Linked DNA regions of Mus musculus: region 1 is linked to region 2. Evidence: chromatin loops called from intact Hi-C (ENCODE). Cell type or tissue: left cerebral cortex. All regions are shown on one strand. Each heading gives the region's core, and the rest is flanking DNA. Links, peaks and the distances in the headings are about the cores only.

Region 1 (8,330 bases), core at 285-8,284, 220 kb after region 2:
CTGGGATGACAGGAATAATCTAAAGCTGGATGGTATGATGGTTACACGGTAAACATACTAAAAGAAAAAATCACGTTATGACTGGAATTCATGGTAAAAAAATTATTTTTATTTTTCATTCCTGTGTATATGTGCATATCTATATTCAAATGTCATGTATGTGCAGGTGCCTGAGGCCAAAAACAATCTGATCTCCCCGAGTTTCTATTGCAGACGGCTGTGAGGCCCCTGATATTGGTGCTAGGAACCAAACTCAGGTCCTCTAAAAGAGTAGTAAATGCTCTTAACTTCTAAGCCATCTCTCCAGCTGGCAGGTTGTTTTGTAAAAGGTGACCCAATCACACTGGCATTCTTAACCTGTGACGAACCATGGACCACTCTATGAGTGGGGTGTGAATCTACTCTCAGAACTACCAGACTCCCTCTGTACTGCCCACTAAGACATCCTGTTCTATAGTTATCATTGGGCAAACTTAGTGTCACTCCATCTCCACAGCCCTTGCAGCTCTCAGAGTTTGTAGCTGAAGAGCAGAAGCATCAGGGATGATAACTATAACCAGTCCTCTAGCTGTAGACAACCAGAAGGGATGCACACCCCACCAGAAGGGAAGAACAATGTTACTCTTCCAGAATAACAGAATCCCCTTTCTTTATTTTTCTGACATCACTCTGGAGTCTCCCATTTAAACTCTCTCTTCATTATGAAAGTAAGTTCCCAAGAAACAACCAATCAAGAGCGTCTTTACAAAAACAGAGACATGCCTAGTTCAACCAGTCAAAGACCCAATATGCAGCAAGGACAGACCTATGAAGTGACTTAAAGATGAAGCATCTTTTATGTTTCATTGCACTTGGGGGTTGGGGGGGATATAAGCTTCTCCTTCTTCCGCTAGTGTCCCAGGAATGGAACTCAGGTCATCAGGCTTGGCAGAGAAAGCATAAAGCTGAAATGTAGAGAAATGGCAACCATCTTACCTACACAGCAAATCTGATGCCAAGTTGAGCAACCAGAGACCTGCCTTTAAAAAAAAAAAAAAAAACGGGGGGGGGGGGGAGGAGGGGGCTGGGGAGATAGCTCAGTGTAGAATGTGTGCTGAGTGAACACTAGCAACCTGAGTTTGGATCCCCAGCCCCCATGTGAAGTGGGAGGCCCAGGGATCCTAGAAAGAGCCTGAAATCCAAGTGCTTCCAGGCAGAGACAGGAGGACTCAGGCGTCTTAGGAATCTAGTCAAAAGGTAAGTTCCGGATCAACTAAAGAGACTCATCAAAAAGCAAGGGAAAGCCGGGTGTGGTGGCGCACCGCACGCCTTTGATTCCAGCATTTGGGAGGCAGAGGCAGGCGGATTTCTGAGTTCAAGGCCAGCTTGGTCTACAAAGTGAGTTCCAGGACAGCCAGGGCTACACAGAGAAACCCTATCCTTCTCCTCCCCCTCCACCCCCCCCCCAAAAAAAGCTAAGAAACAAACAAAAAAAGAACGTGAAAAGCTAGCCTTTACACGAGCACATAAACCTACACAGAGCCACACAGAGACCTACAACGAAATTTGGTGGCTTTTTGTTTTTGCTCTCCTTAACACCGAGAAATAAACACTGGCACCTTTAAGGAAGCTCTGGGATTTTTGGCAGGTCTCTATTGTAAAGCTAATTTTAAGGTAGAATGCTATCAGTGTAGACAGACTTCTTCCAACAAACAGTGGTCTGCTGATTAAGCCTTTGTTTTGCTAAACCCATTTCCCTTCGATTTCTATGGCCACTGCATTACTGCTGGGCTACAAACTCTCCCTCATCCCTAGCCGCTTAACCTCCTCAAGCACGCTGCACCTCTGAGAGTAACAATCCATGCTTGCTGTCGACCAACTGGTATTCTCGGATCTTATTCAGGGCCACTTCACACATAATAGCCAGATTTATGGAGCGAGCCATGGTCCCTAGTTGAAGCCCTCCAAGGACAACTTGAAACTCCAAATCTTTACCATAGCTTTAAAGGTCCCTGAGACTAATGTGTGCCCTCTTTCTGGTCCCTCAACTTATCAAGCACTCTCTCTCTCCTCAGAGTCTAAGTATTTTCTTATTCCTCAATGGAGGGGGAAAGGCGATCTTCCTCCGACTCGCTTTGAGGGCTCAACTTTTCCTTGAAATCACGTAACTTGTTCAAACCACTCCTTATAACATCTTGCCCGGTTCCTTCCGGCCACCTACTGAGACCTGTTACCGCTTTTCCCATTCTTTCTATGTAGTTGACGTCTGCCTCCGGGATCTGAGAAGTCAGTTGTAAAGAGCTAGAGGCGGGTCTAACCTGCTCAGCACCGGTACCTGGAGCTGCCCTCAGCCTCACACCTGCGAAATAGTGCATCGTCGCGTGGATGCAGGGATGGACTCAAGTGCACAGACCCCACAATCCCAGAGCCACGCGGCTCTGCCCACGGACCCTAGTGCCCCCTGAGCCAGGCCTGCCGCCCATCCACATGGCTCTTCTGCACAGGACGCATCTGTCTCAGGTACGCTTCTCCCTCCGAAGGGAGCCCCACCCTAGGCGCACGGCTCGCACCAGTGCCCAGCAAGGCTCGGGCCCAGAACCCCGGCGCGTCGCCCCTCGGCTCTCACCTATCACCTCCTGCAGCTCGTAGTCGTCCCTGTTGATGGACCAGGGCAGGGCGCTCGAGTCCTCGGACATGACGGCTGCAGCGCCTGGCTCCGTGCTCCTCACGCTCCGGGCTCTCAGGTCACCTCGCCGCGCGCCTCCCCACGCCCAGCCGCCGCCCCCAACCCGCCGCTTGGCCCAGCCTTGGGGCGCACAACGCCGGGGCGCGCGGGTCAAGCGCGGCCCCGAGGCGGAGACGCGCGGCTGCGACCGACCTCGCCTCCCGCGGCTCCGCGTCCCGCAGTCCCCGGCCCAGCCCACGAGCCGGCCTTAACCTCCGCGGCACCGCGAAACAAGCTTCTACCCAGCCCTGCCCCTCCGTCCCGCCCTCCACCCGAACCCCAAGCACGGGCCAAACTTTCCCTTCTCCCTCCACCTGCCGACACGCAGCGCGCTGACGTCACCACGCCGGGGAAGCCTGGCCGCGGCTCGCCGCCCCCCGGCCGCCATCTTGAGTGTGGCCGGACAAGAGGCAAGCGAGAAGGAAGCCGGAAAGAGTGGAAGTCGATAGTTAGAGAGCAGAAGTGCTCGTGGAGGAGTTCACTGAGGGCGTCTGAAAGCCAAAACAGAGCAAACTGCCGCAGAACGAGGAGCCACACCAAGCATGGCGGCCACTGAGTGCTAAACCGAAGGAGCGGCGCTTCCTCTAGAAGCTGAGGGAGGGGCGTTGCCCTCTCTGCTTTGCATTCATTGGTTGGTTTGAGAAAGCATGAGAACGGCAACTGGAGCGTGTGGACATCAGTCATATGTTAGTCCCGCCTCCGGGAACTTGACTCCCAGTTCCTACCGAGCGCCAAAACCTTTCAGGACCGGGTTCGCTGAGGTGACGTCACGGCGTCACGGTCACACCCTCGAGACGTGCAAACCGCGCCCCGGGGTGTGGAGAAGCCCGAGGGAGCGGCCGGGTGGGGTGCGCGGACGAAGGCCAACTAGGATAAAAGGTCTTGCGGGCTCCCGAGTGGAGCCGGAAGCTCGGCCCGTGATGACATTTTTTTTTTTCCTAAGGCGGAAGTACTCAGCGCCGCCTCCAGGATCCGGGAGGAAGCGGTTTCTGTCTTTTCTCCGCTTCGGGTCTAAAGAAACAGCACCTGCCTGGGACCTAGGTTAGTTGTCTCTGCCCAGGCAGCGCCTTGACTGTTCAGTGGTTTCTGTCACGCGACTTAGGGGTCAGCTCTAGGCCCCCGGCCCTGGCTTTTGTCATCTTCACAAAAATAAGTTCCGTTTTCTTGGCCTTAGAAGATCGCGCTTTGGTGAAACAAAACATTAAAACATCAACCTGGACAGGGTCGCTGCGGACAAAGTGTTCAGCTGAGCAGCACTGCTGAGCTCTTCGGTGGGAAGGCCATGAGCGCGTCTGGTTGATAGGACTTATGGAACATCTCAAGAAGAGGTCCCATTTGGGCCAGACCTTACAGTGCTAAGGGGATCTCAGCAAACAGAAAATGGGAGGACAGAATATTCCAGACCCGGCAAAGGTGCAAGGTCTTGCTGTAGAAATGTGTTTCAGGGCTGGAGAAATGGCTCAGTGGTTGAGAGCACTGACTGCTCTTCCAGAGGTCCTGAGGTCAATTCCCAGCAACCACATGGTGGCTCACAACCATCTGAAATGGGATCCAATGCCCTCATTTGGTATGTCTAAATACAGCTACAGTGTACTCATATATATAAAATAAATAAAATCTTTAAAAAAAAAAATAAGGAAGGAAGGAAGGAAGAAATTTGTTGCAGCCACTACTTGTGACACATTTAGTGCGTGTGATAACTTTTTCTTGCTGGAAGAAGAATAAAAGTAACATCGAGAGGAAGTGGGGACAGATTGGAACTCTTCATGGTGTGTACCAATAGAAAACCAATAAGCCAAAAATAATCTGGAATTGTTGGGCTCTGTGGACCACGGATACACTTTACAATTTTCTTTCATTACCATGAAAATAAATTATATAACTTAGAATTTGGGACTGCCTTCTTTCCCCTTCCCCCAAGAAAAGGAACTACCAGTTTCATGGTGAAATTTCAAGATACTGGGTCTTAATTATTATTAGATAACATTATAGTGCATTCATTAATGTGTTCTTGCTTACCTCCTCATTCATGTACCTCAGTGGATTGGTAGAGCAGGAACCTTCTCTATAAATCTGGTCATTTTGTTTCCCCTGTCCCTGACTTTCTGTGGCCTAGTCGAGGTTAAAATACCATGATTTTAATGAGGAAGGAAGCCAGGAATTGGGTATTTGAGGCCATAAGCTCAAGCAAGATTCAGCCTTTAAAATATCTTGCATGTGAGCACTCTCACAACAGTGATCAGGGACTTAGTCCCCCCACCCCCCTTTTTTTTTTTTTTTTTTTTTTTTGCTGGAGTATGGAGTTTTTGTAGTAAGCAGTAGGGAGCATTTAAGTTAATAGTTAAGTAATTGGGCTGGAGAGATGGCTCAGCAGTTAAGAGCACTGGCACTTCCAGAGGTTCTGAGTTCAATTCCCAGCAACCACATGGTGGCTCACAACTGTCTGCAATGGGATCCAATGCCCTTCTCTGGTATGTCCGAAGAGAACTACAATGTACTCACATACATAAAATAAATAAAACTTAAAAAAAATAAGTACTTATAAATCATAAAGCACCATACAGGAAAGGCGCAGCTTGCATGTCTCAAGGGTGTGACCGTGACGCCGTGACATCACCTCAGCGAACCCGGAGCAAAGGGAGCCAGCTATGTAAAGTGTGCTTTAAATAGGAGGAGGATTTTTTGGTTTTTTTGTTGTTGTTGTTTTGTTTTGTTGAGTTTTTTGTTTGTTTTGTTTTGTTTTGTTGGTTTTTCGAGACAAGGTTTCTCTGTTAGCCCTGGCTACCCTGGAACTCACTTTGTAGACCAGGATGGACTCAAACTCAGAAATCTGCTTTTGAAACTATTAGTAAAATTATGGTTTTCTCCCACTTATGCCTGTGACTCCCTTGATAATCATTTAGAGGAAGAGAGGAAAGGAAATGTGGAATGGTTCTGGAACCCTGATCCTTATATTCAAATATTCCCCATATCCCACCCTGGTTTCTTGAGAGTATGGCATATTTTTCACAGGAAGAGAATCTGTTTTTCCCCACATTCTCAAGGCATTCTTGTGTTGGTTCAGTTCCCTTCCTCCCAAATCAAGCTCTAGGACCAGAATTTGAGTGCAAAGTTTATTTAAGGGCAACCCAAAGAGGCTCTCTAAAGAATGGAAGAGTTGAGAGAAGAGAAGGATAATTGTTGATGGATATTATTAATCAGGGCTTAGTGTGTGGGTGATGGGCTTCATTCTTCTTTGTGTAACCTAAAAAACAACACAACACAGCCAGATGGTGATGGCATACGTCTCTAATCCCAGCACTCAGGAGATGGAGGCAGGTAGATCTCTTTTTCCAGGCCAGCATGGTCTACAGAGTGAGTTCCAGGACAACCAGGGCTACACAGAGAAACCCTGTCTAAAGGACGAAGGAAGGAAGGAAGGAAGGAAGGAAGGAAGGAAGGAAGGAAGGAAAGAAAGAAAGAAAGAAAGAAAGAAAGAAAGAAAGAAAGAAAGAAAGAAAGCAAGCAAGCAGGCGGGCTGGTGAGATGGCTCAGCGGGTAAGAGCGCTGACTGCTCTTCCAAAGGCCCTGAGTTCAAATCCCAGCAACCACATGGTGGCTCACAACCATCCATAACGAAATCTGATGCCCTCTTCTGGAGTGTCTGAAGACAGCTACAGTGTACTTACGTATAATAAATAAATACATAAATAAATAAATAAATAAATAATCTGATGCCCTCTTCTGGAGTGTCTGAAGACAGCTACAGTGTACTTACATATAATAAATAAATAAATAAATAAATAAATAAATAATCTGATGCCCTCTTCTGGAGTGTCTGAAGACAGCTACAGTGTTCTTACATATAATAAATAAATAAATAAACAAACATTAAAATAAATAAATCTTTTAAAAAACAAAAGAAAGAAAGAAAGAAAGAAAGAAAGAAAGAAAGAAAGAAAGAAAGAAAGAAAGAAAGGCAGACACATCTCAAAATTGTTGTATTAAGAGACTAGAAACAAGGAAGGGCTGAGAGTGTGGCTGACGGTGCAGTTCTTGCTAGCCTAGCATTCACGAATGCCAATCCTCAGGACCACACAGAAGGTGAGATATTAATCAGGAGTATCTTTGCCCTTATAGTGTTAACTCTCCCACACTCCTCCACAGCTCAGTGCCTAGAAAAGCAAGCTTGTGGGTTCAGAGAGCACACAGGCAGCTACAGATGTGTTTCATGTACCAAGACTCTCAGAAGGCAAACTCTGCAACAGGCCAAAGAACATGACCTACCACCATCTATCCCTGGACTGAGAAACTGGATGTAAAAGAATATTCATGCTTTCTCGTTGAAGCAGCTGCATGCACTGAGTTTTGCCATTAGCATCTGCAGAATGGAGAGGGAAAGACAGATTTCGAGACCAGTGATGTCTTGGGTAATAGCATGTAGTTATGTAATGATTAGAATTCAAGGTTTATGGGCTTTTTAAGTAAAACTGCTTTTGAAGTCTAGAAATTAGTGGGTAACCCCTATGAGGAATCTGATTTTTTTTTTCCCTTTCTGGCAGTACCAGGGATTGAACTAAGGACTTCACAGATCCTGGGTAGGCACTGAACCACTGAGCCCCACCCCATGAATATATTTTTTTAAAGCATGATGTCATGTCTCTGTCATGAGCTGTTTTTCTCAATTCCCTATCAGGCCAGGGGCCAATTATAGTATTCTGGATTTGTCCCTCCCATAGAGTCCTTATTACATGTTACATGAGATGTGATGTCATCCCTCCTCACGAGAAGAGACAATAACCATACCCCACTTGGGAGTGCTCTCTGCTTTGTGTTTGACATAATACCCTACAGAAGAACATGTTAGGTCAGAGTGTTTGTTGATCAACCACATGAACTGACTGTGGAGGAAAGCACCTAAGCTAGGAATCTGGAGCCCAGTGAGGGACTGTCATCTTGGTGAATCCAGATCACAAATGTCCACAGGGACAGACAGTTAGGACATGCAGGGTAAGTGTAAAGGGAATTTTAGGGGACAAATAATAAGTCCATGCCCACAGTGGAGTCTCAGCATCAAACTGGGCTCTGAGCTAGAGAAGAGTGCCAGGTTCTTCCAACCTTGCACCAAAGCAGCTTAATTAATTCAGGCTAATTGAATGCAAAATGGGAAATATTTGGTTGAGGTGGCCGGTTCCTAGGTGCTGTCAACATTACCCATTACAGGGTTAGTAGGTGTAGTGGCTATTCCTGGTTGTCAACTTGACTATATATTTTTTTAAAGATTTATTTATTTATTATATGTAAGTACACTGTAGCTGTCTTCAGACACTCCAGAAGAGGGCGTCAGATCTTGTTACAGATGGTTGTGAGCCACCATGTGGTTGCTGGGATTTGAACTCCGGACCTTCGGAAGAGCAGTCGGGTGCTCTTACCCACTGAGCCATCTCACCAGCCCCTTGACTATATTTGGAATGAACTACAATCCAGAATTGGAAGCCTCACCAATGACCCTTATCTGGAAGCTGGGAGATAGAAGTTTCTGATCTGAATCTTGGTATGGAGATCTTGAGGCTTAGTGGCTATGGATTCCAGAAGATTAAATCTCTGAGTTCAAGGTCATCTGGGATTAAAGGTGTAGTGGAAAACA
Region 2 (8,330 bases), core at 279-8,278:
GGTTATGGATCTCAATTGTTGTGAAACGGGGCTTCTCTACCCACAGAAATTGTTGAAAGCACCAGGCTCTCTTGCTCAGAGCGCCACACAGCCTCACTGGCTGTTGGTCTTTCGCAGTTCTGTCTACAGAAACACTGCACGGTCTGATGATTAAGCTCAAAACCCCGTACTGGGGCTTGAACCCTGCCTCCGTTACATGGCATTTGTATGACTTGGGGGATCAAGGGACTTACTTCAGTGAAGAGCCATTAACTGATGGCTTTGGGTGGGGTCCCGACTCTCACACCCAAGTATTAGGATCAGGGCGTCCTGGAAAGTCCAAGGTACAGCCCGCTGGACTTACTCACAGTACTTGATGTTCAAGGCTTGTCCCAGTTCTGCTTTCTCAGAGGAGGTTTTCTGTCTACAAGAAGACTCGGCCACCACCTCCTTTCTTCCACTGTATACCCATTCATCTACTTTAAAGAATGGCTAGGGCTGAAGAGGTGGCTCTTTGGGTCAAGGCATTGCTGCTGAGCCCAATGACCAGAGTTTTATCTACCCTGGACCCACAGGACAGGAGAGAATGGACTTCTGTGAGTTGTCCTCTGACATGCATAAGCTCGCCATAGCATGCATGCCCCCAAATAGATAAACAAATGGAAAACAATAAGAGTGACTAAAGTCTGAGGCCTAGCAAAACACCGAGGAGCGTTCGCTCCGTGCGCTACCGTCTTAGTAGCCCCAGCCCTGTGAATACTTAGCTTCCAGTACGAGAATAGATGCTAGGAGCATGGCTGACTGGCTTGTCAATCTAAGCATTCTTGAAGTTGAAGCAAAGGCTGGGGCAGCCAGGTTGGACCTCTTGATGCCAACATGGCAGAGTTTGGGGGTGCGAGGTTTGCAAGGGTTAAAAAAAAAAAGAAAGCAGGATTGAGTCACAGAAGGTGAAGGAGGTGACACAGGGACCCAGTGACTTGGAAAGTTCTGTAGGTTGGGGCCTGGAGAGTGGGTTCAGTGAGTTTGTGACCCAAGTTCAGGGCCTAGCACACATATTAAAAGTGGGCATGGCGGATGCCTGCCTGTAACACAACGTTGTCTAAGGTGGAGGTAGGGGACTACTGGGAGGGCTGGCCATCAAGCCTACTCCCAAGTTCAGCGAGAGACCCTGTCTCAAGAGAATAAGGTGAAGGGCGATAAAACAGAGCCCCTAATACTCTCCTCCAGTCTCTGCATGTGCATGTACGCGCGCATACATTTAAAACAGACACACAACATTTAAAACTATTTTTCATTTGTGTGTATGTATGTGTGTCTCTCTGTGTGTTTAAACATGTGTGTGGAGGCCAGAAGACAATTTTCAATTCCCTTGGGCCTGTAGGTACAAGCAGTTGTGAGCTGGCTGGCATGGGTACTAGGAACCGAACACGGTCCTCTGGAAGACCAACACAAGTACTGTTAAGAGCAGAGTCATCTTTACAGCCTTCTCAAAAAATAAAAAAATAAGATAAAAGCAGTGCATTTCTCTGGGTAGCACATCACCCAACTACATTTCTCTTTGACCCATGGTTTCATGTACACTGATGTGGATTCTACAAAAGAGGATGCCATCTTGGTGAGCCCTTCCCGACAGCTTGAATAGAGGCTGCCAGCTGGAGGCTGCCCACTGGCTATGTTTAATGGACTTAGACCGGGCCTTGCCTGAATCAAGATCTGGGTAGCCTTACTCTGTTGTACCCAAATGGGTTTGCATTTCCCAGTGTGGGCAGCAGCTCTCTTGACTGTGTAACCGAGAGGGAGAGGACCGAGCTTGGCTCTTACTGAGCACACTTGTGGGACTGCCAGTCCCTTCCCGTGACCTCAGAGTTCAGTCTGGTGGGTTGGACCAGAGGGTTTTGATAGTTGTGTAGCTAGCTGTGCTTGGCTGAAAGCCCTGATGTGGAGAGGCACAGGGTAGAGACAAAATGTAGGATCTTGTCAGATTTCCATGCATTTTTGAATGCCCATTCGCAGGCGCGAGCCATCTATAAACAGCGTCTGGATGAAGCCGCCATGTTGGAGAGACATATCATGCAGGCCCGTGCACGGGATATTGCAGAAACAGAACACACCACCAAACAGAGCAGACTACAGGTTGTGGAGACCCCTGTCAAACTGCCCCCAGGTAGGTGTGAAGTGTGTCTGTCTGTCTGTCTGTCTGTCTACCAGCCTACCTCCACCTCTGCAGCTGTTGGTATTGTACTATATTCACGCCACTGTTCTGTTCTGAACATCGGCAGAGAAAATTGCAGACCTGACAGCCCAACCAGTACAAAGCACTTCAGTGTGCATGGTCCCACACGGCCAGCATGTGACTCTCTAAGCCATGGTGCAACATCGGTCCCTGACCCAGAGATCTCATTTAGGTTCCAGCAGCCAAACCATAGCTTCCTCTCCTCTGACCTTTCCTGTCAAACTTGCCAGGTAGGCTGGGCTGGCCGGCCAGTGAGCCCCAGGAATTTGCCTGTCTCCATCTTGCAAGTGCTTTTTCAAAGAATTATTTATTTATTTTAGGTATATGAATACACTGTAGCTGTCTTCAGACACACCAGAAGAGGGTATCAGATCCCATTACAGATGGTTGTGAGCCCACCGTGTGGTTGCTGGGAATTGGACTCAGGACCTCTGGAAGAGCAGTCAGTGCTCTTAACCGCTGAGCCATCTCTCCAGCCCTCTTTCTTTTATATTCAAACGTGGTAGAGGGGAAAAAAAAACCCCAGATCATCTTTACAGACATCCATCTGGTCCCTGCAACTCAGGGCAGGCCAGGCAACCCCAGGGCACATTTCCCATGTACAGAACCAATGATGGAGACAGCCAGCTGCCTTTTTTTATCCCAGGCACAGAGCGCCTCTCCCTGTCACAAGGTGAGGAACCTTTCACTGCTCCATATGGGTGGACGGCTTGTGTGCTCATTCTTGCTCTTGCTGGCCACTGCTCTACACTGGCTTCTGCGGATTGGAACAAGCAAGCAGCTCCTCGCAGAGCTGTGCTCGGTAGCCATAGGGTCAGTGAGGCCTTCCATCCCAGAAGGAGGAAGACCATCATGAGGGCAAGGCTTTTACAGGTCCAGGTCGGGTATGGAAAGAGACTCTTCCAAGATGTGCTAGAGAAACTGACTTGGTGAGGGCTAGAGAGAAGGCTCAGTGGAAGAGCATGGCCCACTTTTGCAGAGGACCTGAGTTCAATTCCAAGCTCATAACCACGGATAACTCTACCTCTGGCCTTTGTCAGCATTGCTCTCCCTACCTACCCCATCAAGGCATGCACTCACATGCATACACATACACACATATGTGAACACACATGCACATGTGCATACATGTACGCACATGCACATACATGTATACAAACAAACACACAGCTGCATACACATACATACACATATACACACACATGTATACACACTCTCTTAAAAATCTTTTTTAAAGCTGCCTTGAAGATGTGCAATGATATGTGTGTAAAATATTATATAGGAGTCCATTAGTTTCTACGCCAGCTTGAAAAACAAAGGCCAAAACCCACCATGACCCCCGCACCCTGGGAGGACGGAGAAGAAAGTTTGAAAGGAGGACTGTCCTTCCTTCCTCCTGACATGTGGTCATCATTAAACCTCCTGAAACTAGGCTGGATGGTATCCATTCCACCCAAGTCTTCCTTACCAAAGGAGGGGTCGGGGCCATCACTTCCAAAATCGCACCTTCTGTAGTTCCAGGATCCATCAGGAAAGGACCCCAGGGAGTTCCGGAAGAAGAGACCATGAGGCCCAAGAAGTAACTTGTGGGTTATTTACTGGCTATCAGGATTTTTGTCCACTGATTGACCGATTGAATTTTAGTTATCTATACATGTGTATCTAGATGGGTCTATGCACATGAATGTAGTTACCCACAGAGGCCAGAAGAGGGTGGCAGAGCCCCAGCAGCTGGAGTCCTAGGCAGTTTGTGAGTCACCAGACATGTGCAGGAACAGCAAGCTCCCTTAGCCCTGCCATCTCTCCAGCCAGGCTATTTTGGAGCTGCCTTCAGATGACGTACTGCTTTCAGGGATGCCAACTGCTATTGTTCATGGAGGTTCCCTGGCCTTTCCCTCTTCAGCCCTTGGATACTTTGTACTCAACGCCCTCCTGTTTGCCATGCCCAGAGCAGTTTCTGCTTCAAGCTCTGATTGTTAACTGTAGGCCAAATCTCCTGATCCTTGTCAGCACCCATGAGGGCAGATAATATTGCTCACTTTGTCACCTTTATCGCCGGATGCTGGGAATCGACCCCAGGGCTTTATGCATGCCAGGCAGCTACTCTACCAACTGGGCTGCATCCTGGTCCCTAGAGGAACTTCTAACACAGCACAAGAAGACTCCCCCCATACATAGCATTATAGATTTGTGTAAACACAGACTGTAACACGACGGGTGCATTCTCTCTTAAAACGTGGGCTTTGCGTGGTGGTGGCATGTCAGCGGAGGCTCACTGTTGGCAACAAGCGTGCTGTTCTTGGGAAGACGACAGTAACAGATAAAGCTACACACGCACAGGGGCAGAGGGACATGGAAACTCAGGCCTTCTCAGTTTGTGTGCAAGTTTTTAACTACTCCAGAGTCCAAAGCTAGCAGATGGCTCAGTGTGTAATGCCTGGCAGACAGAGTTCAAACCTCAGGACCCGCTGATAGGAGGCCAACTGACTCCTGCAAGTTGTCCTCTGACCTCCACACATGCACCGTGGCACCTACAGGCCCCCCACAGACACGCACTAAAAAAACAAACACATGTAATTAAAATGCAGCGAAAGTCTGTTTTAACAAAACCATCCTCCTCACATCTGCCAGAATAAGATCACACCTCCATTATGTCACTTGCCAAAGGTACCCATTTCTAGTTGGTGTTTCTAGACAATAGTGTTATAAACCGTATATAGTATATATTAATTATATTGTATGTTATACAACATGATATGATATATTATAAAATATATCATGTGTTGCATGTTACATATTATATATTACATATTATATATTATAATGTGTGTGTGTTTACTATCTTTTTTTGGGGTCATCAATTGCAAACATCAACTTCCACTCAACAGTATAAGTGGCTTTCTCTGGTGTGTCATTAGGTCGATGTGAGTTGGGTGAAGCTATGGTTATTGCTTGCTATAGATCAGGCTCAGCTATTCTCCATGTGGCTTTTATGCTGGTGTCTGAGATGAAGAGACAAGGAAGTTCTTCTCTGCTGATGTCCAGAGTTCACCATACCAGCACATCTCAAACCCTTGCCACCATGATTTGGCCAAAGTGAAAGGCAAAGAGTGACACTGTATTGCTGCAAGAGTCATAGGGACTGCCTAGCAACTCAGAACGCTTGCCTGGCCTGAGACAAAACACAGGCTGCCTTCCTAACAGTGAACAACCTGAGACACCCCCACACACCTGCATCAAGCTACATGTACACCCCACTCCAAACAATGCAATGAATACCACCACCCCACCCCCAACAATAATTCCCTGTTGCCATATATGTCTTGGAACATGTCCAAAAACTAGAGGGAGCCTGAGCCAATTTCAAGGTCCATGTATGGTTAAGGGAAACTGTCCTCTAAGTGAAATTTTACAGAAAATTTCCTATGGATCATCTTATTCATAAGCATAATTAGGCACACAGATGTTTAAAATCAGATGCATCATGGGAAAGGACATGGACAAGAAAGGAAGGCTTGTATAATCCACATCTATCAACGGAAACCGAGACCCACTCACAGGTCACCCCCTGGCCACCAACTCCTCCTCCTGGACTCCACAAAAGAAGCCCTAAACAATAGGCAAGGCCCTTGGGTGCTCTAAATCAGGGAGCCCTTACAGTGTGGGGCGCCCCGTCCCTGTGTCTCTCTGTCCTTGCAGCTTTGCTGTTTGCCTGTGCTTTCCAGTTCTTTTAATAAGATGCCTGGAACCTGGAAACACTCAGGGCTAGCAGTTACCCTGTTGCTAGTGGCATTGGGAGGGACAGATGTACACAGAGGGCGAAGAACTGGGGCTTGCGTTGCATCTACCACACTTGATCTCATGCCACCACGGACTCCACATATGGTACCACTTTACCCCATTAAGGCCACGCACAGCTTGGCCCACTTGTCAGCTTCGACTGAGGGGCTGAGAAATCATTGGTTTCTTAAGCCTTCACCACAGGACTCTAAGAATTCACCTGGGAAGTGTAGCCTTGGAGCTGGAGGCATGGGTCCCTGGGTCTGCCTTAATTACCTTTGTCCCCTTCTCTTCCGCAGTGAAGACAGCCTTCAGGTGGTGTCTAGACAGCAAGTTAATGCGAAAACATCACTTAATCTCTACAGAGGATTACTACACTGATCCCGTGCCGTTTTGCCCAGCACCCAAAGGTAATCTATCCTCACTCTGGTGGAGCTCCGGGGCATGCCTCCCCCCCCACCCCCACCCCTTGCAGCCCAGCTCACCCACTCCTGCTGCAACTTAGTTTCTGCTACTTAGTTACTCTCCTGTCCCTTTATATAGTTGTTATCTTCCTTAGTTCAGTTCCTTCAAGACAAATATTCTATCTCCACCATGTGGAATTTGATGTGCCCGGTTGGCTGCTCAGCAGTCAAAAAAAAAAAAAAAGTTTAGATGTTGTTGAATGATCCAGCAAAGGAAGGGCAGGAGACTCAGATCAACAACCAATCAAGTTCCTGAAGCCCGAGGAGAGGAGAAGCTTTTTCAAACATTGAGAAGAATGGGCCAGAGGGACAAAGAGGGAGGAAGGGGAAAACAAAGTGGGGGTGGGGGCAAGCTGTGATGCTGGGCCCATTTCCTGTAACCAGGAAGGCAAACCCTAAGAGCAAAGGAATGGAAAGCCGAGTGCAGGCCTCCGTACACAAGGAGGTAGAGTTTGTAAGCATTGCTGGATGGGCCAAGGGTCACTGTGAAGCCTGTATGCATGCATCATTTTTAACCATGCCTGGCAGCAAAGACAAACTCCCAGCAGTCCCAGGGACTGGGGCCCTGCCATGACCTCTTTGGAGCTTTGCAGCTGTCCCTGTTGTGGGGTAGGGACCTGAGGGTGAAGGAAACTGCAGAGTCAGCTGTGCTGAGAGGCTCTGCCACAGCCACTTCAGTGCTTTGTTAGTGCCTGGCTGGGAAATATAGACTGCTCCCTCCCTGAGCGCTTCCTGGGAATTATAGTAAGACTTGGGCTGGGGCAGCTCTTTACCCTTTTGCTAGTATCAGAAGTCCCCGTCTAGCCCAGGGAGCGTGGTCTTAGAGATGTGGGAAAAAAAGCAAATGCTGGGTCCACACATAAGTTTGTTTGTTTGTTCATTTGTTTGTTTTTTAATGTTGCTTACATTACGGGGTAGAGAGATGGCTCAGATGGTAAAGGCACCTGTCACCAAGGTGACCTGAGTTTGGTCTCCAGGCCTAACTTCCGAAAGTTGCCCTCTGACCTTCGCACATGTAGGAAGAAATGTGCATGCTCCCAATAAATAAGACATGGTAAAAATAAAACTTGAAAAGAGTTAAAGGGGTGGGGTTGGGGGACTGGAGAGATGGCTCTGTGGCTAAGAGCACTGGCTGCTCTTTCAGAGGAACCAGGTTAAATTCCCAGAACCCAGAAGGCAGCTCATGACAGTCTAACTTCAATTCTAGGGGATGTGACACCTTCAACACCAATGCACATAAAATAAAAATTAAATTATTTTTAAACATTGCTCACACTTGGGGTATGTGCTTAGCAATGATTTGCTTGTTTTTGTCAATTAGCCATGCTGGAAAACAGAGAGCTATTTTAACCACTAGCCCTATGCCTGTCTGTCTGTCTGTCTCTCTTTATAAGAGTGTCATTTTTTTCAGATATTTTTATTTACATGAGTATACTGTAGCTGTCTTTAGTCACAACAGAAGAGCGCATTAGATCCCATTACAGATGGTTATGAGTCACCATGTGGTTGGGAATTGAACTCCCAGCAGGGAATTGAACTCAGAACCTCTGGAAGAGCAGTCAATGCTCTTAACCACTGAGCTATCTCTCCAGCCCTAGCCCTATGTCTCAAACACATGGAATAAGTCCCAGGAATAACTCATGCATTGAACAGCAATATCTGGTGTTACGAGACTGAAGGCTTTGAGGAGCATGTGACCTGACTGTGGCTCTGGTGGCTTTCCTTGCTCACAACAGAAACATGCCCTTCCTTACGGCGACACAACTAACGTGTGTTTCCTCGGTGCCACAGACAAATCCACCCTTGGATGTTCAAAGCTGACGTTTAGCTGTGAGCAGCGTTTCCTGCGCAAGTCAGAGCTGGACAGGGAGGCT

Evidence for each region. Peaks named below come from ENCODE experiments on the same cell type or tissue, not always from the same donor. Only the 100,000 strongest peaks of a DNase experiment are listed, where the experiment ranks them.
Region 1: a loop joins it to region 2, with 2.1 times the contacts of the local background. A loop is called at or near these places in 4 of 42 quality-filtered maps.

What each region holds. Positions count from the first base shown.
Region 1 is chr9:119,319,400-119,327,729 of GRCm38, forward strand. It overlaps Oxsr1 (oxidative-stress responsive 1), which reads right to left and starts at 3,028. Exons shown (of 18, transcript NM_133985.2): 1 at 2,606-3,028. The coding sequence starts at 2,675. In left cerebral cortex, for the core only: a CTCF peak has its summit at 3,671; DNase peaks (open chromatin) are centred at 2,244, 3,079 and 3,404; H3K4me3 peaks cover 2,835 bases; H3K27ac peaks cover 1,970 bases.
Region 2 is chr9:119,103,810-119,112,139 of GRCm38, forward strand. It overlaps Dlec1 (deleted in lung and esophageal cancer 1), which reads left to right. Exons shown (of 37, transcript NM_177117.5): 2 at 1,993-2,143; 3 at 6,292-6,402; 4 at 8,248-8,330. Among named protein-coding and RNA genes, the nearest start is that of Dlec1, 5.5 kb to the left of the region's middle. In left cerebral cortex, for the core only: a CTCF peak has its summit at 3,921 (motif pointing right); a DNase peak (open chromatin) is centred at 3,977.